Regions from separate parts of the Homo sapiens genome. Here all the other regions are linked to region 3. Evidence: chromatin loops called from intact Hi-C (ENCODE). Cell type or tissue: mammary epithelial cell. All regions are shown on one strand.

Region 1 (8,000 bases), 300 kb before region 3:
TTCCCCCGGGGACACACCCAGAGGAAGGGGGTGTCCATGAGCCACAGCTTTCGGGTTTTGAGAGGAGGAAATATGCTCATTCTGCTGCCCAGAGACAGGGGAGGGACCCAGTGTCCACCCTGTCCTAGGGTTCAGAGCCCCAGACCCAGAAACTGAGCAGCACCACCTGCCCCTTAGTGCAGCGAGGCAGCTCGAGCCTCAGGAAATCTATTCTGTGCACCTCCTGAGGGCCGGGCCTGCAGAGCTGGGCAAGGCCGCAGCTCCCCGGCTCAGCAAGTACAGGTGCAGCTGGTAACGGAGGGCTTATGGAGTTCCGGTGAGGAGAGGAGGATGGCGTTTCTCATGACACATCCACCAGCTGCTTCTCTGACCTGCAGCTGTGCCTCCGGCCCCTCTCATCACCCCCACGGGAAGCCAATGCTCCCGCGAATGCCCAATCATGTGGAAGGACAGGGGGACAGGGTGGGGCGGGGTTCTCAGGTGCCTTGAGCCCCAGGAACGCCTCCATTAGGCTTTGTTCCAAGGCCCCACAGTCACAGGGATTGGGAGTGAACCAATTTGGGCATGAACAGAGAACATTTTTAGACCAAGTTTTTCTCCAAATGAAAACTGATGACTGACATGGGTCTCTCCTCTAACCCCTTCTGTATTTACAGACTAGCATTTGAGCAAAATAAATGCAGCTGTGAGAAGCAGAAGGCTGGAACAGAGCCTGGAGGAAAGACCCATGCAAGGACAGAAAATCTCAGGGCCTGACTGAATTTTTGGGTTGTGATTTTTTTAAACAAACACCAACCACCTCGACTGTGGCATGCAAGGCTTGGCACCCCTCATCGCAGAGGTCCTGGGCCGGGGCAGAGCCTTGGAACTCAGCACACACATTCTGGCCCGGAGTCTTGGCCAAACTCTCAGAGCCCTGTCATTAACGGCAATTAGTTTACTTTGTTTTTCTAGAAGCTGGGACAACATGGATGTCAGGGTGAAGAAATCTTACTCTGACTAATGAGTGGACTGCGAGCTCATGCTGCTGGGGCTCCATCAGGCCTCGCCTGTCTCTAAAAGCGCCTGGGAGCTCAACCCAGGGGCCCCTGCTGAGAGCCTGCTGCTCTAGTGAGGGCCTGCAGGTAGTGGACTGTGGTCCTGGTTATCTACGTGGGGCCCAGGAGGATCCTGGGGTGGTCAGAGGCAAAATTCTCCAAGCCCATGCACACAGGGCAAAGTCTAGGCACTGACCTTTGGCCGTGCACTCCCTGTCCCAATGCCTGACATGGGGCCTCCAGTCCTTCTCTGATACCGGGCAGGGCATAATGAGAAAGGTGTTCCTGGTACAGAGAGAGGCCATGGCACATGTTTGTCACTGTCTGCTGAGCCTGGCACAAGGAGAACCAGTGAGGGCGACCTGAGTCCGAGTCAAAACCATTCCTCCCCCTGCAGAAGCCGTCGCCCCCGTGGTTGGGTGGGTTGCACTTCCTAGATTTGGACTGCGCCCACCGGATTTTTCCAAGGGTTTGGGGGAGCTTGTGGGCCCAGCATCATATCAAGAGCAGTTGTTGTGATCACTGCTGAGTATGTACTGGGGCTCTGAGTGCCCCAAGCGCCCTGCCACCAACAAAACTTCTCTTCAGGATGCAGATGTTGTGCTTCAGAGCCTAAAGGTCAGAAACCGAGCAGGACCCTCGCTGCCCCACCTCCAGCTCACCTTCTGCCCCGATGGAGACCAGCTTGACGCCTTTGCTGGCAATAAAGTCCAGCGCTTTGTTCACATTGTTGATTTTGTGCACTCTCATCTTCCCCCGCTCCGGCTTAGGTAACCGCTCCCCTGAGAAGTGCACAAAGAGAAAAGAGGGGGCGAGACAGAGAGAGAGAAAGGGAGAGAGGGCGAGAGGGAGAGAGGCTTTAGAGTCTCCTCTGTTCTCCAAAAGCAGGTTCCTCTGCTGGCCCACCAGGCCACTCTGGCCCCACCCATCAGACCACCGTGCAGCTATTAAGGGGTGCCCTCTCCTCCCCAGGAGCAATGGGACAGCTGGGTGGGCAGGGTCTCTGGGGACCGCTGTGGCAGAGCACCTGTGCCAGGGCTCGGCCGCACTGCGTGGCTGGGAGTCTCACCTGATATGACCTCCAGGAGCAGCATGAGCTTGAGCCCGTCTCGGAAGTCCTCATCAATGTTCTCGATCTGTGTGCCTGCCTTCCGCAGGTGGGAGTTGCACCATGCCGTGAAGGTCTGGGGAAGCAGAACAAAGGACAGTGCGCAGAGTCAGCCTGGCTGTCGGGGCTCTCTCCACACACCTGCAGGGCCGCAGCTCTGACCTCAGGAGAACCGCAGCTGCCACGGAGCACTCGCCGACACACACCGTACATGGCCGATACACACATTGTTTCTGATCCTTACAGTGACCCCGGGAGGCAGATGTGAGGAAACTGAGGCTCGGGGTGGTTAATGACCCATCACAAGACCATCCAGGCGGTAAGTGGCAGAGCTTGGATTTGAACCCAGGTCTGTCAATTTTGGCAACATGTGCTTTTTCCACACCCCCAAGCTGCCTCAAGGGAGACCAGTACGCACACCAGACAAAAGCGCCTCAGCCCGCCGCCGGCTCACTCAGTCACACAAACATGACTGAGCACCAGGCTCGGTGGTGTGGAATGAACAGGTCGGGCTCCTGCCCTCATGGGGCTTGTTTTCTTGATGAAGGCCAGCCCTTCATCTGCCAGCTAGACCCAAAGGCCCCAGCTGGACCCTGGCTTCCGTGACCCGTGGCTGCTCTCCTCAGGCAGGAGCTCAGGCTGCTACGTTCCAATCACGTGCACAGATACAACCCAGAACAGGAAAGTGGCAGGAAAAGAAAAGCTCCCATAAATGCAGGATTTCCTCGAGTCTCTCTTTGAGCTTTGGGCAGCCCAAGAGCAAGCCCTCCCAGGAAAGGCCAGGAACACAGACCCTCTGAGCCCTGCACACACGCCTGTGTCGCCTGGCTTCCTGCAAGCAAGATGCCCCCGTCCCTCTGTCTCCTGGAGAACATGCCATGCCCTATCCTTCCTATTCTTTTTTTTCCTTTTTTTTTTTTTGAGAAGGAGTCTCGCTCTGTCACCCAGGCTGGAGTGCTGTGGCGCAATCTCAGCTCACTGCAATCTCTACCTCCTGGGTTCAAGCGATTCTCATGCCTCAGCCTCCTGAGTAGCTGGGACTACGGGTGTATGCCAACATGCCCATCTAATTTTTGTCTTTTTAGTAGAGATGGGGTTTTACCATGTTGGCCAGGCTGGTCTTGAACTCCTGGCCTCAAGTGATCTACCCGCCTCGGTCTCCCAAACTGCTGGGATTACAGGCGTGAGCCACCACACCCAGCCCTATCCTTCCTATTTTTAAGACTCAGTGCAGCTTAGAGGAGGCTGGAAGGCAAGTGGGAGGCAGGCCCCCTCACCGGGGTCAGGCAGCCGCATCTAAGGAGAATGTTTCTGATGATCAACTGGAAGGGATGGAGGGTACTAAACAAGAAGCCGAAGTCCCTGACCCTAACAGACCAACGATGCTGACAGGGCATGGGTACACCCAAGCACAGGGCACGCAGCCTCCTGGTGGTGCCCGGCTACTCAGCCCCCTGCAAGCTGGGGCATGCTCATAGACATCAGGGCCACAGAAGATCTCAGATCAGTTAACACCAACACGCCCAGGCGCCTTCAGGGAAACCAGCCCACGCACCCTCCTGCAACAGGACCTGGGAAAAACCCCAAGTGTCTGCTTCTTATAGGAACCCCTGTACCCCACCCCCTCCATCTGCAGGGGCCAGTGTAGAAGCAAGCAGACAGCCAGGGACACACAAGAGCACATTCCACGCCCCGGGTGCAGGCGGAGGCCATGCGGAGGACAAGGGGCTTCTACGGGGGCTCTGACCAAGCACCATGTGTTTTGACAACTGTCGCCAGCCCTGCTCATTCAGGGAGACTCGACACAAAGCCCCCTCCCAGACAAAGCAGCTGCCTAATTAATACGCCATACCAGTGTGGACCCAGCATGGGGCTTCCTTCCAAATCCGAAAGGGGGCAAGAGTGGACAGCTAGACCATCCCCCACCACCACCTCTCACCATGGAGAATTCCTCTACCTGGGAGACAGAGACCCCTCCTGGTGGCACAACGCTGTTCCCCCACTAAAGATACCTCCGCCCCGCCATGTAGCCAACCCTGGGCACCCCTCAAAAGTCAGGCCAAATGCCGTGCCTGGAGGGTACCCGCACCATGGCCTCCCTGACCCGGTTCTGCCTCAGACAGCCTCCTCCCTGCAGACCACATCACGCCCTTGCTCTCTGGTCTCTAACAGTTCTTGTCTCCAACAGTTCTTGTCTCCCTCCCTCCCACGGCTATGAACTCCTTGAGGGGAGGGGAGCCAAGGCAGGTTCTCACTGCGGAGAGTACTAACTCACCTTCCCAGCCTCCCCCATACAATACTGAATTCAGAGAGCCCAGGGCGGGAACCATGCTTACACCACTCATGTGGGCACGTCACCTAACCTTCCTAACTTCCATTTCCTCCTCTGCAACGTGGGGATGAAGACCCCACCTAGGCCACGGGCAGTGTGAGGACTCAAGATGGCCATGCCTGCAGCGTGCATGGCAATGCTCAGGAAGTGGCAGCTCTCTGGATGGCCCTGTGCCTCCCAGCATCTCCTCCCTCCCTGCCCTGGTCTCAGGAGTCCTGCCCACCCCCTCCACAGTGTGCCTGCTCTGTCCCCGGCCCACCCTCAGCACCTCTCCCGTAGCAACCCCCAGTCACTTTTAGTCTTATTGGATGTTGCATGCACATGAGCTTTCTCTCCTACCATGTGCGAGCTCCAGGGGTTGGGAAGTACGGCGCCTGCACCTTTACAGCCCCAGAGCACTGCCAGCCTTGATGGCAGGCAGCAAGCAGGCGTGGAGCCCAGGAGCCCAGCAGCCCTGCAGAGCAAAGGGCAGCAGCAAATGGGCTGGGAAGGAAGTGGCCACGGATGCTAGGCCTCTACTCTCACATGTGCCTGAGAGCAGGCACTGCTGGGCAGCAAAGTAGCCAAGACACATCCCACAGCCTGAGGACAAAAGAGGGCTGTTCCCCGAGGGCAAGGCCCCGTGCTCTGGTGTTGCCAGGCCCAGACCTAGGCACCTGGGCTGCAGGGAGGGCCACGCACGCGTGCAAACAGCACCCCTCACAGCCTTGGCCTGTGTGGGCTGCTCCTGCAGGCTCTGCAGGGGCACAGACCTGGGTTTGGGTTTGAATACCTGCCCCTTGGCTTACTCATTCCATGTTTTCAACCAAGTGACTTTACCTACTTAAGTCTGTTTCCTTCCCTGTAAGATGGATTTATCAGAATCTACCTCCTGCAGTGTGCTCTAAGAATTAAACTAGGGAAAATACATTTAAAGCATGTGACAGGCTCCTTGGCATAAAGTAAGAGCCAGATGAATCACACGCATGTGTGTGCATGTACACACGCACATAAGCACGTGCTGAGATCCAGTCTCTTCTCTGCAAAGGCTCTCAGACCACCCACTGGTATGCAGGGAAAATGGGATGGCAGGAGACCCTCTGCGGATGGCCCCACCCCACCCTGTGGAGGCTGTGAACAAACCTCGCCGCTTGGGTTCTGGCCACCTGTCCTCAGAGGGGCTGCTGCCCTACCCGCCCTCCATACGTACATCCCACCTGTGCTCATCTTCTCTGGGTAGTAAACAAGAGCTCTGGCTTGGGCATCACACAGGTGCGGATTCACATCTTGCTTCTGCCACTGAGGCCTCAGGCAAGCAATAAGCCTCAGTTTCCTCACTGATAAACAGGACAGTAACCGAGAGGTTAAGATAGGGATTAAACACAAGGACACATGTCAATCACTCCGTGCTGTGTTAAATGCATGTCAAAGGAAGGTTTGCTCTGAAAGCAATGGTAACTCTTCCGTGTACTCTGTCTTCCTGACTGACACAGGCAAAGCCCCAAGCACAGGTGCTCAGGGAGGATGCCCACTCGCCTGGCCTGGATGACGCAGAAGGGAACTCCCACCCAGATCCGGACCTGACACAGGCTTGGGGAACCCCACTGATGCACTCCTGTTCTCACCCCATGTCTTGCTTTGCCCTGTTTTGTCCTCCTGGAAGATGAGGGGCATCTATTGACATCAGAGGTTCACAAAGCCCTCAGCTCTGGTGAGGAGAGCCTGCACTCACAAGGCCACCCTTGGGAACAGGTCGACCATGACGGCCACTTCTCCATGCGGAGAGACTGGTGAGTAGGAGCTGGAGTTCGAATGGGACATTAAAAATTCATCGCTTCTTCTACTTGGTTACAAAAATAACACTCTGCTTCCATCCTTCCTCTCCCTACCCGGTTTAGACTACGCTGCGTGGGGTGGATGGTGTGGAGAGGTGGTTTCTATAGATGGGGGCCCTATGCGCCCACCACGCCGCCCTCCACCATGCAAAATTCTCAGAATGTGGGCAGCCGACCTCATGATGCCCCAGGCCACCATGGGTCCGTACATATTCATTCTCTGGACAAGCATATGCTGGGGGTCAGCAGAGGGCCAGGCCCTGTGCTGAATCCATAACAGTGAGCAAAAGCAGACACTCTCATGAGGCTCCAGGTCTGATCTCATTAATCAAGCGATCAGTCCACTCCAGAAATAACGCCCTTAGGAAAAGTGGTAATAATAACAGCAATAACTGCAGCAGACACTTCCATAGAGTCTACTAGGGGCGGGCACTGCTCGAGGCACTTGGTCACTTACTAATTCTGTCACCCTCGTAATCATCTCTGGAGGGAGGTGCTAGTACTGCCTCCATTTTGCAGATGAGGAAACGGAGGGCCTGAGAGGTGAAGTGGCTTGCTCCCATCAGTCACACACCTAGAAAGTTACAGAGCTGGGTTTAAAGCCAGGTGCTGGGCTCCTGGGGCCGAGTTTGTGTCACCTCCCCTGGGATGGGAGCTGAAGAGTGCGGTCAGCATGGTGGCGGGGTGGGGGGGCACCAAGCGACTGGTGAGGCAGACACAGAAAGGTGTCCTTGAAGAAGTCATTCTCAAACTCTGAGCTGAAGGATGAGGAGTTAATAAGATAAAAATGAGGGAGACCTTCCAGATACTGGGAAGAGCATGTGCCAAAGCCCTCCTGCAGAAGGGACAGAGCCCACTCCGAGAAGGAAGGGAGTAAAGAAGTGAGGCTGGCATGCTGGCCTCACAAAGCCATTAAACGGTCATGCTGTCCCTGCCATGCAGGGAAAGAGCCGAAGGGGACAAGGGTCAATGTGTGATGGCCAGGAATAAAGCAGGGTGAAGAGCCCCTGAGAGAAACTTCCTCCCCCTGGCAGGAAGAGGAAGGCAGAGGTGCCCTGCCGGCACGCCAAAGAAGAAATGCAAACTCAAGGTTTCTATTTCATTTGGGAGGAACCAGAGCTGCCAGCCCTCTGTGGGAGGAGGGAAAGGCAAAAAGCATCGAGCTCTCCTGGGCTTCATGATCGCGGTCATCTTCCAGGGGCAGCAGCGACTCTGACTGTCCAGAACGTGGCAGTGGCCATGCCCTCAGGACCGCAACTAAGAGGCATGCACCTGCCTCACAAATACTGACTTGGAGCCCTATTATGTACTGGACACAGGAGGAAGCAAAACAGTTATCATTTACATTCTGGCCAGCCAGGCATGGTGGCACACACCATGTAATCCCAGCACTTTAGGAGGCCGAGGCGGGAGGATTGCTTTAGCACAGGAGTTTGAGATCAGCCTAGGCAACATGGCAAAACCCCATCTCTACAAAAACTACAAAAATTAGCCAGGCGTGGTACTGAGCGCCTGTAGTCCCAGCTACTCGAGAGGCTGAGGTGGGAAGACAGCTTGTGCCTGAGAGGCAGAGGTTGCAGTAAGCTGAGATTGTGTTAGTGCACTCCAGCCTCGGTGACAGAGCCAGACCCTGTCTCAACCCGCCCCCCCGCAAAATTACATTCAGCACGGGGGTGCGGGGGGCATGACATATTAAAGGTAATTATGCT
Region 2 (8,000 bases), 550 kb before region 3:
TGCACATCACACCCATGCCAGGCAGACTGGTAGACTTGTTTATAAACCTAGGGAATTTATTTATTTATTTTTGAGACAGAGTCGCTCTGTCACCCAGGCTGAAGTGCAGTGAGTGATGTGATCTCTGCTCGCTGCAACCTCCACCTCGCGGGTTCAAGCGCCGGGCCTCAGTGAACTATTAATGCAACTCAGAACCACCTGGAGAAAAGCACAGCTTGGTCTTTGTAAAGTCTGTCTCCACAGCTTCATTCTTTCTGCGGTAGGAATAAAGATGATGTCAGAGGCTGGGCATGGTGGCTCACACCTGTGAAAATTAATATTAATATTTTAAAAATTAATGTGAAACACTAAATTATGTTAGTTGCCATTATTATGACACATCATTTTTAAAAAGTGACAGCAACTATTTTATTTATTTATTTATTTTGAGGCAGAGTCTCGCTGTGTGCAGTGGCATGATCTTGGCTCACTGCAACCTCCACCTCCCAGGTTCAAGCGATTCTGCTGCCTCAGCCTCCTGAGTAGCTGGGATTACAGGCTCCCACCACCATGCCTGGCTAATTTTTGTATTTTTAGTAGAGACAGGTTTCACCATGTTGGCCAGGCTGGTCTTGAACTCCTGACCTCAAGTGATCCACCCACCTCCGCCTCCCAAAATGCTGGGATTACAGGCATGAGCCACTGTGCCTGGCTGACAGCAACTATTTTAGCTGTGACATTTTCATTTAGTGGCATTTATTGGCCCTTATTAAGCCACGGTGCTGAGCATTTAAGCTGGATCAGCTCATGAATTCTATCATCTTGTTTAATGGGCAAAACTCTCCTTTGAGGATGCCCTTGGTTAAGAGGCTTTAATGATCTAATGCTTGTTATCTTCATGTGCCCAATAAGTGCTCAATTCATGTCAGCTATTGTCATTTTTAAACAAATTAAGGTTTTACTTAAAAAAAAGAAATAAGCCTGTGTCAGGCAAGTAGTCCATGAATGTAGCAAAAATTCCTGACATCATCTTTTTTTTTTTTTTTTGAGACAGAGTCTCAGTCTATCGCCCAGGCTGGAGTGCAGAGGCACGATCTCAGCTCACTGCAACCTCCACCTCCCGGGTTCAAGTGATTCTCCTGCCTCAGCCTCCTGAGTAGCTGGGATTACAGGTGCCCACCACCACGCTCCGCTACTTTTTGTATTTTTTGTAGAGATGGGGTTTCGCCATGTTGCCCAGGCTGGTCTTGAACTCCCGACCTCAGGTGATCCGCTCACCTAAGCCTCCCAAAGTGCTGGGATTACAGGTGTGAGCCACCATGCCTGGACTAATATTAAATTAATATCACTCTTATTTAGGAGCCTACAGGGGCTTTTCCTAAGTGCTTTAAAATACTCATTTCATCCTCACAACAGCCCTATGATGGAGGCACCGTTAGCAGCCCCATTTTCAGAAAGGGAAACTGAGGTATAAAGAGATTAAGTGACTTGCCATTGGTCATATAATTTATAGCAAGAAGTGGAGCTGGAGCCGAGCACAGTGGCTCACACCTATAATCCCAGCACTTTGGGAGGCCAAGGCAGCAGGATCCTTTGAGCCCAAGAGTTTAAGACCAGCCTGGGCAACATGGTGAAACCCTGTCTCTACTAACGATACAAAAATAAGCAGGGCCTGGTGGCACGCACCTGTAGTCCCAGCTAATCAGGAGGCTGAGGCACGAGAATCACTTGAACCTGGGAGCCAGAGGTTGCAGTGAGCTGAGATTGTGCCACTGCACTCCAGTCTGGGTGACAGAGGGAGACTCTGTCTCAAAAAAAAAAAAAAAAAGAAAGAAAGAAAATGTTTTAGAAAGAATGGAAGCAGAAAATACTGGGTAGACAGCTCTTTTGAGAAGTTTTACCACAAAGAGAAACAAAGACGCTGCATGCGGTGACTCATGCCTCTAATCCCAGCAGTTTGGGAGGCTGAGGTGGGAGGATCACTTGAGCCTGGGAGGTTGAGGCTGCAGTGAGCCATGATCACACCACTGCACTCCCACCCGAGTGAAGAAGCAAGACCCTGTCTCAAAAATAAAAATAAAAGGCCAGTTGCAGTGGCTCACGCCTGTGATCCCAGCACTTTGGGAGGCCAAGGCGGGCGGATCATGAGGTCAGGAGATCGAGACCATCCTGGCTAACATGGTGAAACCCCGTCTCTACTAAAAATACAAAAAAATTAGCTGGGCATGGTGGTGGGCGCCTGTAGTCTCAGTTACCCGGGAGGCTGAGGCAGGAGAATGGCGTGAACCCAGGAGGCGGAGCTTGCAGTGAGCCGACATCGCACCACTGCATTCCAGGCTGGGCAACAGAGCAAGACTCCGTCTCAAAAATAATAATAATAATAATAATAATAATAATAATAATAATAATAATAATAAAATAACACATTGTCAGGGCAGGCGCAGTGGCTCACGCCTGTTAATCCCAACACCTTGGGAGGCTGAGGTGGGCGGATCACCTGAGGTCAGGAGTTTGAGAACAGCCTGGCCAACATGGTGAAACCCTGTCTCTACTAAAAATATAAAAATTAGCCAGGTGTGGTGGCGGGCGCCTATAATCCCAGCTACTCAGGAGGCTGAGGCAGGAGAATTGCTTAAACCTGGGAGGTGAAGGCTGCAGTGAGCTGAGATCGCGCCACTGCACTCCAGCCTGGGCAACAAGAGTGAAACTCTGTCTCAAAAAAAAAAAAAAAAAACACATTCTCGGCCCGGCGCAGTGGCTCACACCTGTAATCCTAGCACTTTGGGAGGCTGAGGCAGGTGGATTACCTGAGTTCGGGAGTTCGAGACCAGCCTGGCCAACATGGTGAAACCCTGTCTCTACTAAAAATATAAAAATTAGCCAGGCGTGGTGGCAGAGGCCTGTAATCCCAGCTACTTGGGAGGCTGAGGTAGGAGAATCGCTTGAACCCAGGAGGTGGAGGTTGCAGTGAGCTGAAATCGCGCCACTGCACTCCAGCCTAGGCCACAGATCGAGACTCCATCTCAAAAAAGTAAATAAATAAAAAATAACACATTCTCTGCACACACCCTTGCCCACTTTGGCTTCCTCCTGCATGAGACCCTGGTTAAATCCAGCCTTCCTCTCTGCCGTGCCTGCACCCACACAGCTTGAGTGAGCTAAAAAACAACACAGCCCCCTGGCCAGGCTAATTTCAAGTCTGTGAACTTGACCCTCAGGCGGACCCCAATGCTGCCTGGCAGCCATATGACATTTCTCTGATCCCCTCCTTCCTCCTGTCTTCTAGACAACTAATTCACACCTTTTCCCTTCTCCTCTAATCCTTTCCAACACCTCCTCCCCCCCTTTCACTCTCCCTTGGCTTCTTATTTTGCAGAGAAAATGCAAGAGATGAGAAGTGAACTTCCACAGCCACCCCCGCCTCTACCACCTACCTGCACCCTTGCCCACACCCGTTCTCCTGCTGTGACTGTCCCATCACCTGCTCCCACCTTCCCGCCCACTTCCAGCCACCGTCCCTGGTTCTCACCTCTCTCTGCTGCTCATTCAGTTTCCCCCATGCACTGGATCTCCTGTTAGCCCACACAGCATCCTGTCTCCCATCTCAAAACAAACCCTCTCTCTTTTTTTGTTTTTGTTTTTGTTTTGTTTTGAGACAGGGTCTCACTTTGCCGCCCAGGCTGGAGTGCAGTGGTGCGATCTCAGCTCATTGCAACCTCTGCCTCCTGGGTTCAAGCAATTCTCCTGCCTTGGCCTCCCGAGTAGCTGGGATTACAGGTGCGCCACCACACCCAGCTAATTTTTGTATTTTTAGTAGAGATGGGGTTTCACTATGTTAGCCAGGCTGGTCTCAAACTACTGACCTCAAGTGATCTGCCCACCTCAGCCTCCCAAAGTGCTGGGATTACAGGTGTGAGCTACCGTGCCCAGCCCAAACCCTCTCTTGACTTCACCTCCCCTTCTAGCTACAGCCCCACTTTTTTTGCTATTCTTTTTATTTTATTTAGAGACAGGGTCTCGCTTTGTTGCCCAGGCTGGAGTACAGTGGCATAATCATAGCTCACTGCAGCCTCCAACTCCCGGGCTCCAGCGATCATCCCACCTTAACCTCTGGAGTAGGTGGGACTACAGGTGTGCACCACCACACCCGGCTAATTTTTTCATTTTATTTTTTGTACAGGTGGAGTATCGCTGTGTTGCCCAGGCTGATCTCAAACTCCTGGCCTCAAGCAGTCCTCCCACCTTGCCCTCCCAAAGTGCTGGAATTACAGGCATGAGCCAGCGTGCCAGGTCAAGAATGTTTTTAATGATTAACCATGGAATTTAAGCTGGCTAAGGAAGAAATGAGGGCATGGGAGGGTGAGGGGGAGTAAAATATGAAAGGGACAACGGATGGGAGATCACAGTGGGTTGGAAGGATCATGCGAGTGGGGCACTGGAGGGAATGAGGTGGAAAGAAAAAGTGATGGGTGGAGAGTGAGTGTGAGATTGAGGTTCTGAAGAGGCTGCTGTTATTCAAACAAGGTCTGGGTTTGACCACGAGAGGGAGATGTTGGGGAAGGAAAAAGTCACTAGAGAGAGGTCAGGGAACAGAGAGGTTGGGGCTGCGGAAGAACTATCTGGTTATAGAAATCACTGAGAATGATGCTAAGAGCAGCGGGAGCGGCCGTGAGCCCAGAGCTAAAATTAGGGAGAAGAGAGGAGTCATGATCTGGGTCAGCAGATGACGCATGAAGCAAGGTAGTGATGAGATTCATCGCTGGGGGTTTTGGGGAGGGTGGAGGGAGAATGGTCAGGAAGTAGCTCCCAGGAGCACGGAGACCTCCCCACTTGGAAGGCCCACAGGAGAGCTGGGTTCCAGTTAGAGCAAGAAGGTGGTAGGAATGTTCAGAGAAGTAACTGAGGCAAGAAGAGATTTTGTTGAAGATGGGTCATGGGTTCCAAAGGTCACAGTAGCTGGCACACATTGGGGTATGGGGTAGAAATGGTTTCTTCCGCAGTGGGTTTCCTTGTGGGTCTGTAACCCGACTGAGGTTTGGCCGCTCAACACTCAAAAGCCAAACTCAGGCCAGGCGTGGTGGCTCACGCCTGAAATCCCAGCATTTTGGGAAGCTGAGACAGGTGGATCACTTGAGGTCAGGAGTTTGAGACCAGCCGGCTAACATGGTGAAACCCCATCTCTACTACAGAAATTACTGGCTCGGTGTGGTGGCACACATCTGTAATTCCAGCTACTTGGGAGGCTGAGGCAGGAGAATCGCTTGAACCCGGGAGGCGGAGGTCGCAGTGAGCCAAGATTGTGCCACTGCACTCCAGCCTGGGCAACAGAGTAAGACTCGGTTTCAGAAAAGAAAGCCAAACTCGGGCCGAGCGTGGTGGCTCAAGCCTATAATCCCAGCACTTCGGGAGGCCGAGGTGGGTGGATCACCTGAGGTCTGGAGTTCGAGACTAGCATGGCCAACATGGTGAAACTGTCTCTCCTTAAAGATACAAAAATTAGCCAGGTGTGGTGGTGCATTCCTGTAGTCCCAGCTACTCGGGAGGCTGAGGCAGGAGAATCACTTGAACCTGGGAGACAGAGGTTGCAGTGAGCCGAGACGGGCCACTGCATTCCAGCCTGGGTGACAGAGTGAGGCTGCCTCAAAAAAAAAAAAAAAAATAGAAAGCCAAACTCAAGAGAGATGACAGTTGGTGGGAGGAAAAGCAAGTTTATTTGGAGAGCCAGCAAACCGAGAACACAGTGGACTATCATCCTAAAGTACCATCTTAAATCAGTACAATTTTTTTTTTTTTTAGGGGCAGAGGGAAGAGAAGGGCATTGTGATCAAGAGGTGACCAACAGGCCAGGCGCAGTGACTCATACCAATTCCAGCACTTTGGGAGGCTGAGGCAGGAGGATCACTTGAACCCAGGAATTCAAGACCAGCCAGGGCAATGTAGTGAGACCCCATCTCTACAAAACAATAAATAAAATAAAAAACTAGCTGGGCATAGTGGCATGCACCTATAGTCCCAGCTACTTGGGAGGCTGAGGCAGGAGGATCACTCGAGCCCAGGAGGTAGAGGCTATAGTCCTGGTTTCTAGCTCCATAAAAAAGTAATAATAATAAAAATAAGGAGGTGACCACTGCAGACATCTGAGTGCCAGCTAGGGTCCGAGGAGGTTGATGACTTCTTTGTCCTTGGTTGGGTCACAATGCCCCTATAAATCTTTGAAAAAACAGGCTGGGCGTGGTGGCTCACACCTGTAATCCCAGCACTTTGAGAGGCCGAAGTGGGTGGATCACGAAGTCAGGAGTTCGAGACCAGCCTGGCCAAGATGGTGAAACCCCGTCTCTACTAAAAATACAAAAATTAGCCGGGCGTGGTGGCGGGCGCCTGTAGTTCCAGCTACTCGGGAGGCTGAGGCAGGAGAATCGCTTGAACCCAGGAAGCGGAGGTTGCAATGTGCCAAGATCGTGCCACTGCACACTCTAGCCTGGGCAACAGAGCAAGACTGTGTCTCAAAAAAAAAAAATCTTTGACAAAACATAGTTGTTTACATACTTCTTTAATCCCAGAGTTAGTTTTAAAAACTACATGATTGCTGTTTTTGCATATTATCTCAGCGGTCTAAAATTAACCTAGCCATGTGCAGGAATGGGTAAAGTCCCCTTAAACAAAAATGGGGTTAGTTATGTTAGTTCTTTTGCCATTTCACTGGTCATATACCTGAAGCGCTTAGCCTGACACAATTGAACGCCAGACGGAAGCCGTGATCAGCGGTCCTGACGGGGGTCAGAGTCAGACCAGGGGTCTTTTACCCAAGTGGGGAAGATTGGGAAAGGCCTAGGATCAGAGAGGGAAATGGGTCCCTGGTTGCCCATGGACCTAATGGGGTCTCTCGAGCAGCAGGGGCCTTGCGCCCTGGGGGACAAGGTAGGGAGGGGGTGGCCTGGCTGCGCTGACCCGCCTACCGACCCCTCTCGACCTGCAGGACTCTGGCTACTGGAGATGGGCGCCCGGCTATCGCGGCGACGGCTGCCGGCGGACCCATCCCTGGCCCTGGACGCGCTGCCCCCGGAGCTGCTGGTGCAGGTGCTGAGCCACGTGCCGCCACGCTCCTTGGTCACGCGATGCCGCCCAGTGTGCCGCGCCTGGCGCGACATAGTGGACGGGCCCACTGTGTGGCTGCTGCAGCTGGCCCGCGACCGCAGCGCCGAGGGCCGCGCACTCTACGCAGTGGCTCAACGCTGCCTGCCCAGCAACGAAGACAAGGAGGAGTTCCCGCTGTGCGCCCTGGCGCGCTACTGTCTGCGCGCGCCCTTCGGCCGCAATCTCATCTTCAACTCCTGCGGAGAGCGTGGGTGACGGGGGCGGGGCCCAGGAGGCTGAGGGGGGCCGCGCGAGCGAGGCGGGGGCGGGGCCGGGACAGAGTCTGAGAGATGTAGCCAATGGGCGAGACCGCTGGAGGAGCCAGGGGGCGGGGCTGAGGGACGCAGTGCCTGGGCGGTAGGCCCGGTGGGCGGGGCTGGAGAAGGTGAAGCCGGGAATCCGAACGAGTGGGCGGGGCAAGGCAGGAAGACCCTGGCTGGGCCGGGGGAGAAAGCAAGTAGTTTGGTATGCAGAGGGGATGCAGAACAGGACAGGGGCCAGGCGCGGTGGGAATGGCAACGCTTTGGGAGGCCAAGGCAGGAGGATCGCTTAAGCCCAAGGAGTTCAAGGCTGCAGTGAGCTATGATCGTGCCATTGCACTACAGCCTGCGTGACAGAGACCTTGTCTCAAAAAAAAAAAAAAATGGTGGGGTGCAGTAGCTCACGCCTGTAATCCCAGCATTTTGGGAGTCTATGGTGGGAGGATCGCTTGAGGCCAGGAGTTTGAGACCAGCCTGAACAACAAAGTGAGACTCTGTCTCTAAAAAATTTAAAAATTAGTCCAGGCGCAGTGGCTCACGCCTGTAATCCCAGCACTTTGGGAGGCCCGAGGGGGCAGATCACTTGAGGTCAGGAGTTCAAGACCAGCCTGACCAACATGGTGAAAC
Region 3 (8,000 bases):
AGGCAGGCAGATCACCTGAGGTTGGGAGTTTGAGACCAGCCTAACCAACATGGAGAAACCCTGTCTGTACTAAAAAATACAAAATTAGCCCGGCGTGGTGGTGCATGCCTGAAATCCCAGCTACTCGGGAGGCTGAGGCAAGAAAATCACTTGAACCCAGGAGGCGGAGGTTGCGGTGAGCCAAGATCGCACCATTGCACTCCAGCGTGGCCAACAAAAGCAAAACTCCGTCTCAAAAAATAAAAAATAAAAAAAAAAGGCTGGGTGCAGTGGCTCATGCCTGTAATCCTAGCACTTTGGGAGGCCAAGACAGGCAGATCACAAGGTCAGGAGATCGAGACCATCCTAGCCAACATGGTGAAACCCTGTCTCTACTAAAAATACAAAAATTAGCTGGGCATGGTGGCATGTGCCCGTAATCCCAGCTACTCAGGAGGCTGAGGCAGGAGAATCACTTGAACCCGGGAGTCGGAGGTTGCAGTGAGCTGAGATCGCACCACCACACTCCAGCCTGGCAACAGAGTGAGACCCCGTCTCAAAAAAAAAAAAAAAATGATGGGGTATGCCTCTGAATATACTGCCAGCTCAGAGCTGGGAATTCAACAATACCCTGGGACCCTGAGATTCTAGGAGCCCCAAACCTCAAAAAATTATAAAATGTCCATGGCCTGAGAACCTGCAAGAGGGTGATACTCCTGGCCCTCATTCCTCCTCCCTGCAACTGCAGCCCCCACAACTGGGCCTCTCCAATTCTGCATGGTCCCCTGCCCACCACACCTCTGCCCGGTCACTCCAGTGGAAAGCAGATGTAGTGAGGTCAAGGCGCTTGAGGAGGAGGCAGCGGCGGCAGCGGTACTGATCTCTGAGGCTTTGGGACAGAGACTCCAACGCTTCCTGGGAGAAAAGGTCTCAAGGTCAGGCTAGGGGTCCCTCTCACTGCCACCTCTGATGAGGACACAGTTCACATTCAGTCAGTCGCACACAGTCTTACCCATCTGGGTGCATCTAGCGAGCAGCTGAGGAGGGGCTGCAGGGACCCTGGGGGCAGAGAAGGCTGCAGCTCTGAGATCTGATGGGAGAAGAAGTCAGAGGCCAACTGGGGCAGAGAGGATGGGCCCCTCTGTAAACTCAGCTCCCCACACCCCTGAGGACCTAGGCCACAGATGTGAGAATGCCAGTCACAGCTCCAGAAAAAACAGGCCAGTGGTTGGAATACTCCTTCCAGAAGTGGAGAGAGGACCCCCACCCCCACAAGGAAAGTGGGGTAGCCCAGGTCGGGAGGGGACTCTGACTCTCTACCTTAGCATGCAACTCCTGCAGCAGCTGGCTGGCGGGGGTCCCTGGTGCAGGTCTGGGCAGCCCCAGGGCTTGGAGGGTAAGGTCCAGTTCTTGGACCATGCCGGCTCCCTCCACTACCCCTTCACCAAGGGGTGGCCTAGGACTCGGATCCAGCAGAGAGCGGAGGCACAGGAGGCGGGTGGCTTGGAGCTCTGAGCAGAGAAAGCCTGAAAGTAATAAATGGGTGCTGTGCACTCAGGGAGGCTGCTACCCACTCATCCATCTTGGTCAAAAAGCTCCACTGATGGCCGGGTGCGGTGGCTCACACCTGTAATCCCAGCACTTTGGGAGGCAGAGGCGGGCGGATCACGAGGTCAGGAGATGGAGACCAGCCTGGCCAACATGGTGAAACTGTGTCTCTACTAAAAATACAAAAATTAGCAGGACATAGTGGTGAGTGCTTGTAATCCCAGCTACTCGGGAGGCTGAAGCAGGAAAATCGCTTGAACCAGGAAGTTGGAGGTTGCAGTGAGCTGAGATCATGTCACTGTACTCCAGCCTGGCAACAGGGCGAGACTCCATTTCAAAAAAAAAAGAGGCTCCACCGGCTTTAAAACCTCCACCTTTGCCCAGGCACAGTGGCTCATGCCTGTAGCCTGTAATCCCAACACCTTGGGAGGCTGAGGTGGGAGGATCGCTTGAAGCCAGGAGTTGAAGACCAGACAGGGCAACATAGGGAGACCCCACCTCCACTTAAAAACAAAACAAAACAAAATCCTCCACCTTCTAGTCCCCCCCACCTAAAGCCTTCCAGAGTAAGCCCCACCTTGAGACCCTGTCCCCTCCTACGAATTCCACTCCTGCCCACTTTGAAACCTCAAGCCTTCCTCCTAATCCAACCCACTTGAGCTCCTAGGCCCTCCAATTAAAATTCTAACCCCGGGCCGGGCGTGGTGGGCTCACGCCTGTAATCCCAACACTTTGGGAGGCCGAGGTGGACAGATCACCTGGGGTCAGGAGTTCGAGACCTGCCTGGCTAACATGGTGAAACCCCGTTTCTACTAAAAATAGCCGAGTGTGGTGTCGCGCGCCTGTAATCCCAGCTACTCGGGAGGCTGAGGCAAGAGAATCACTTGAACCTGGGAGGTGGAGGTTGCAGTGAGCCGAGATCACGCCACTGCACTCCAGCTTGGGTAACAAGAGTGAAACTCCATCTCAAAAATAATAATAATAAAATAAATAAAAAATAAAACGAAATTCTACCCCCGCCCATTTTAGAGCGCTCTGCTTGCCCCAACATGCTCACCCCACCCACCTCGTACCCTCTGGGCCGCCCCAAAGTTCTGACCACACCCCTTGGGAACCTCGATTTCCCCTAAAAAGTCAGAGCCCGCCGCTCCGGAGGCCATGGCCTTGCCACTTCTGCATCCCGGGACTCACGCAGCAGGCGCAGTCCGGCACCGGGTTCCCGAAGCGCAGCCGCGCCATCCCCGCCGCAGAGCGCGCGATCCGGGCAGTGCAGCTCCCGCAGCAGGCTGCCGAGCTGCCGCAGAAAGTCCTCCTCCGCGCCAGGGCCTGCGAGGACAGGGGTGTCAGGGCTCGGTGGCCCCGTGGCGGCCCCCCTGCCACCCTCCCGCTCCGTGTTTACCGTCGCCGGCGCTCAGCACCTCCGCGCCCGCCTCTCGCTGCTGCTCGAGGGCGCCCAGCGTCGCCAGCTCCGCCGCCAGCCGCACGCACAGCCCCCTGAAGTCTGGGCATGAGGCGCCCCGCGACGCCGCCCCCGGGACACCTCCATACCTGTGGGGACCGAGGCAGCGGGAGGGGGCGGGGATGTCACTGGGAATCCCTTTTCGTCCGCGTCCAGGGGGCAGACCTGGCCTTCCTGCACCCACCAGCCTCACCGCACACCCTTTTACCCCAGAGCCAGCAGGTCCTGGGCCACCGCGGCCCCCTCCCACGCTTCCGCCTTCACCGCCTCCATGAAAGTGTGGTCTCGGCGCGCCCCCTGGCGGCCGGTGGCAGGCTCCGCCCCAAAAGCGCCGCGCGCACGAGCTCCCCGCAGCGTCCGGCGGCACTGACCAATCGGCATCTTCCCGCGCAGGGGCTTGGGTGCTCCCATTGGCGCAGGAGGACGCCGAACCCGCCCCGGGGCCCGCCCGCCCCGCCCCTCGGCTAACCTGTCGGGGTTGTAGGAACGCCCCCTGGAGCTGTAAATTGCAGTGCGTTCGGGATCTCCGCTGTCAAGACAAGCTGGCGGCGGGTGTCACTGTTGCGGCGACATAAAAACAACTTCGGTGCCATTTTCCTTTTCCTCCCTCAGTTGTCTTCTGCTGGTGTTTTGTTGGTTTGTTTTTGAGGCAGATTTCGCTCTATCGTTCAGGCTGGACTGCAGTGGCGCCATCGCGGCTCACTGCAGTCTCGACCTTCTGGGCTCAAGAGATCCTCCCGCCTCAGCCTCCCAGCTAAATTTTTAAAAATCAGTCAGCCTTGGTGGCTTACACCTAGTAGCTGGGACCACAGGCGCAGACCACCGCGCCTGGCTGATTTGTTTTTAATTTTTTTGTAGAGACAAGGTTTCCTCATGTTGCCCAGCCTGGTTTCCAACTGCTGGGTTCAAGCGATCCGCCTGCCTCGGCCTCCCAAAGTGCTGGAATTACAGGCGTGAGCCACTGCAACCGGCCAATTTTTTTTTTTTTTTAAAGTTTTGTAGAGGCCGGGCACGGTGGCTCACGCATGTAATCCCAGCACTTTGGGAGGCTGAGGTGGGTGGATCACTTGAGGTCAGGAGTTCGAGACCAGCCTGGGCACATGGTGAAACCTCATCTCTAATAAAAATACAAAAATTAGCCGGGCGTGGTGGCACACGCCTGTAGTCACCACTATTTGGGAGGCTGAGGCAGGAGAATTGCTTGAGCCCGGGAGACACAGACTGCAGTGAGCCAAGATCGCGCCACTGCACTCCAGCCTGGGGACAGAGCAAGACTCCGTGTCAAAAAAGAAATAAAGTTTTGTAGAGAGGGGTCTAGCTATGTCGCCCAGGTTTGCCTCTAACTCCAGTGTTCAAGCAATCCTTCCCTCTCAGCCTTCCAAAGCTTGGGATTACAGGCTTGAGCCAGTGTTCCTGGCCCTGTCCTCTGCTCTTAAAGCAGCCCAGACGGAGTGGTGTTCACCCAACTCTGCCTAAAATCCAAAACTTCCTCCCTCCTTTCCACCTCAGGGTTTGAATTACATAAGGGACCCAGGAATCCCAGCACACCCCTCACACACCAGGCCCTCCTCATCGATCACGATGTGCCTGTTAGGCCTTCACTCCTCTCCCTCTTAGGCCTTGGAGTGAGCAGGTGCAATGCACCATAGTGGTTAAGAGATTACACCCTAGGAATCAGGCAAAGGGTTAGGGCTTGATTCTGTTACTCGCCAGCTCCATGTTCCTGCCAAATTGCTTCCCATCTGTATAATGGGGATAATAGTACCTACCTCTTAGAGTTGTTGCTGAGGATTAATTAGAGTTTCATATGTAAAAAGTGCTTAGCAGATATATAGGGAGTACTTAATAAGGAATAACTAATATATATACAGCATTTAATGTGTACTATTGGGCGAAGTATCTTATCTCTTTTACAGAAGAGAAAACTAAGGTTGAGAGAAGATAAGTCACAGAGTGAATTCATGGTGATGCCAAGGCTTGAAGATGAAATTCCAGACTCTATACTCTTAAACCACGGAACCTATTTCCACTGTTACTACTGCTGTTGTTTTGTTGCTGTTGCTAAGTAAACATTGTGTCAGATCTAATCTCTTCCTTACTGTATCCTGGTATCCAGTAGTTCCTAGACAATTCTGCTGGAAGTTGGGGGTGGACCAGGAGCCTGGAGGGAAGAACAGGGGTAGAACTTGTTCCTTAAGGGCAGATACGAGTAACCCCATAACCCTGTTTACCCCAAGGCAGGACACTTGGGGGGCTATTTTTTGACATAAATCAAATGTTAAAAATTGCCCAGAGGTGGGCCACAGTGGCTCACACCTGTAATCCCCGCCTTTCAGGAGGCTGAGGTGGGAGGATCGCTTGAGCCCAGGAGTTTAAGACCAGACCAGGCACCATAGTGAGAACATGTCTCTACAAAAACATTTTTAAAATTAGCCAGGCTTGGTGGTGTGCACCTGTAATCCCAGCTACTCGGGATGCTGAGGTGGGGGGATCACTTGGGCTCATGAGTTTGAGGCTGCAATGAGCAGTGATCATGCCACTGCACTCCAGCCTGGGTGATGAACTCAATTTAAAACAAAAAAAAAAATTGCTCCAGCCAAAAACCTGGACTTACTATCTTGACTCCTCTATCTCAAATCCCATACATAAATCTGTGGGTTCTATTTACAAAGTAGGCCCAACACCTGCCCACTTCTCCACCCTTCAGGGCCCTCACCCTGGGCCTGTCCGCTGCTGTCTTGTCCTGAACCATCACAGCAGCCTCCTCTCTGTGAAGCTGTCCCCCACCCCACTCCTACTCTGCTGACCACATGCAGCAGAAGGAGCCTGTGAACTGAGTCAGGTCACATGCCTCCCATGTTTGAAATTTCCTGTGGCTCCGTCTCACTCAGGGTAAAAACCTAAGTCCATTCAATGCCCTTCAAGGCCTGACAGATCTGCCCCATCGCCTCTCTGCCCTCATCTCCTAGCGCTCTCTTCTCTGCTTCCTCCCCTCTCAACACTCTAGCTCCCTGAAGCTCCTCAGACTTACCGGACACACTCCTGTCTCAGGGCCTTGCACTGGCTGTTCCCTTTACTTAAAATACCCTTCCCTGCAGACATCCCCAGAACTCCCTCACCTCCGTCAGGGCTTTGTTCAAATGCCAGCTCCTGGCTAGGCACAGTGGCTCACACCTGTAATCACTTGGGAGATTTCCACCTGGAATCACTTGGGAGACCAAGGCAGGTGGATCACTTGAGGTCAGGAATTCGAGACCAGCCTGGCCAAAATGGTGAAACCCTGACTCCACTAAAAATACAAAAATTAGCCGGGCGTTGTGGCACCCACCTGCAGTCCCAGCTACTCAGGAGCCTGAGGCAGGAGAATCACTTGAACCCAGGAGGCAGAGGCTGCAGTGAGCAGAGATCATGCCACTGCACTCCAGCTTGGGTGACCGAGTCAGACTCTGTCTCAAAACAACAAATGCCAACTCCTGAGGAGGGTCTAACCTGGCCACTCTAGCTAAAATGGCATGTATCCCCCATTCCCACTTTTTTTTTTCTTTCTGCTTTCTATCATTTCTAACATATTAAGTCATTTACTTATTGTCTCCCCTACTATAAAGCTCATAAGCTCTTTGCAGGAGGGACTTTTGTCTGTTCTGCCCACTGCTTTATCTCCAGTGCTTTCAACAGGGCTTGGCACATAATTAGGTGCTCAATAAATGCATTTGTTGAGTGTCTTATAAAACTCAGCTTGAGGGTCTGATGGGAGAAGGGAGAATTTAAGTAGGAGACTGGTTTAGCAGTTCAGGAAGGTGAGTGGGTGGGGTGCACAGAGGCAAATAAATAACACAGGCTGAGACTTTGTCACAGACATTTCTTGGAGCAGATCTCGTGCCCCCTCCCCCGATGACAAGGCTGGGTCTTTGGCCCCCATCCTCCCCCACCACTTCAGCCTGCACTGACACTAACAATATTGAGGTCACAGACTGGCTTAGAAACAAGATCAGGAAGATATATGTTGGGGTGCCTCCCCCAAATCTGGGGGCCAAGCATCCGATCTGAGGGGCAAGCGGCTGGGAAATTGGGCCTGGGGGCTCCAGGGTCTGAGGTCTGCCTGGCTCCCAGGGCGGCCCTCCATGTACCCCTGATTTGGGGGCAATGAAGGGGAATCATGGATCAGAGGTGGGTCTCAGCAGGGAGCAGGACTGGGGGACCTGGGAGAGGCGCTGCTGGGAAGTGGCGGCCAGGGGACCTTTCCTTAGCCCCCACCGCTTCATCTGCAGATCCCACAGCACCGTACAGCACTCTGGTCCCCCGTCCCACCCCTCCCCAAAACGAGGTAGGTTAAGAATGGAGCTTCCCCCCCGCCCACCATGGAAGGGGGGAGACCGAGGCACAGAGAGGGGCATGGGGACCCAGGCTGCCCCAGCCCCCAATCCCTCCGCCCTCAGCTCTGGTGGGTCTGACAGTGATGAGAGCTGGGCAGAGTGGGGAGGGGAGAGACACCCCCGCTTTTCTCTCACCCATCCCAGGGTCTGGTTGGGAGTGCTGAATCTCACAGGTTCCGGATGTAATAAATAGTTAATAATTTAAAGGAAGAGACAGAGGACCTATCCCTTGAACCCCAACAAGGCCATCCAAGTCTGGGTAATGAAGAAAGGTTAAGTGCACAGTTCCAGATGCTTGGGGCCAGATGCAGGTCCCAAGCCCATACAACATTGAGACTGTCTTGCTCCAAGACCTTGAGGCCCCCATACAGGACACCAGATCTTCGATCCACTGGAAGCCCCATTTCACTTGGGGGAAAAAAGCCTGTGGCACCCCCCTTTGCACAGAAGAGACTCAGTGGGCCATGAAACAGGCTTTCAAACTTCCTGAAGCAACTTCTCACTCTAAAGTGGAAGAGAGCCAGGTGCAGTGGCTCATGCCTGTAATCCCAGCACTTTGGGAGGCTGAGGCAGGTGGATCATGAGGTCAGGAGTTTGAGACCATCCTGGCCAACATGGTGAAACCCTGTCTCTACTCAAAA

The links. Hi-C counts contacts between places; a loop is a spot of excess contacts. Peaks named below come from ENCODE experiments on the same cell type or tissue, not always from the same donor. Only the 100,000 strongest peaks of a DNase experiment are listed, where the experiment ranks them.
Region 1: it touches region 3 in a loop (4-fold over the local background); 2 of 110 quality-filtered maps call a loop at or near these places.
Region 2: a loop joins it to region 3, with 34 times the contacts of the local background. A loop is called at or near these places in 10 of 110 quality-filtered maps.

Annotation. Positions count from the first base shown.
Region 1 is chr19:38,694,821-38,702,820 of GRCh38, reverse strand. It overlaps ACTN4 (actinin alpha 4), which reads right to left. Exons shown (of 21, transcript NM_004924.6): 2 at 2,107-2,221; 3 at 1,700-1,819. LOC107985291 (a long non-coding RNA gene) reads left to right here. Exons shown (of 2, transcript XR_001753937.2): 2 at 657-897. Among named protein-coding and RNA genes, the nearest start is that of CAPN12, 46 kb to the left of the region's middle. RefSeq lists an enhancer at 1-316. In mammary epithelial cell, CTCF peaks have their summits at 3,580 and 4,066; DNase peaks (open chromatin) are centred at 3,680, 4,372 and 5,400; H3K27ac peaks cover 6,073 bases.
Region 2 is chr19:38,949,292-38,957,291 of GRCh38, reverse strand. FBXO17 (F-box protein 17) reads left to right here. Exons shown (of 6, transcript NM_024907.7): 2 at 6,956-7,321. The coding sequence starts at 6,973. Among named protein-coding and RNA genes, the nearest start is that of MRPS12, 22 kb to the right of the region's middle. RefSeq lists silencers at 4,189-4,483, 7,328-7,387. In mammary epithelial cell, a CTCF peak has its summit at 4,519 (motif pointing right); a DNase peak (open chromatin) is centred at 7,371; H3K4me3 peaks cover 178 bases.
Region 3 is chr19:38,398,413-38,406,412 of GRCh38, reverse strand. SPRED3 (sprouty related EVH1 domain containing 3) reads right to left here. Exons shown (of 6, transcript NM_001394336.1): 6 at 6,826-8,000. It overlaps FAM98C (family with sequence similarity 98 member C), which reads right to left and starts at 3,320. Exons shown (of 8, transcript NM_174905.4): 1 at 3,195-3,320; 2 at 2,927-3,075; 3 at 2,719-2,853; 4 at 1,300-1,505; 5 at 992-1,069; 6 at 778-894. The coding sequence starts at 3,259. RefSeq lists silencers at 2,814-3,013, 3,204-3,533, 6,096-6,254. In mammary epithelial cell, a CTCF peak has its summit at 3,293 (motif pointing left); a DNase peak (open chromatin) is centred at 3,372; H3K4me3 peaks cover 1,217 bases.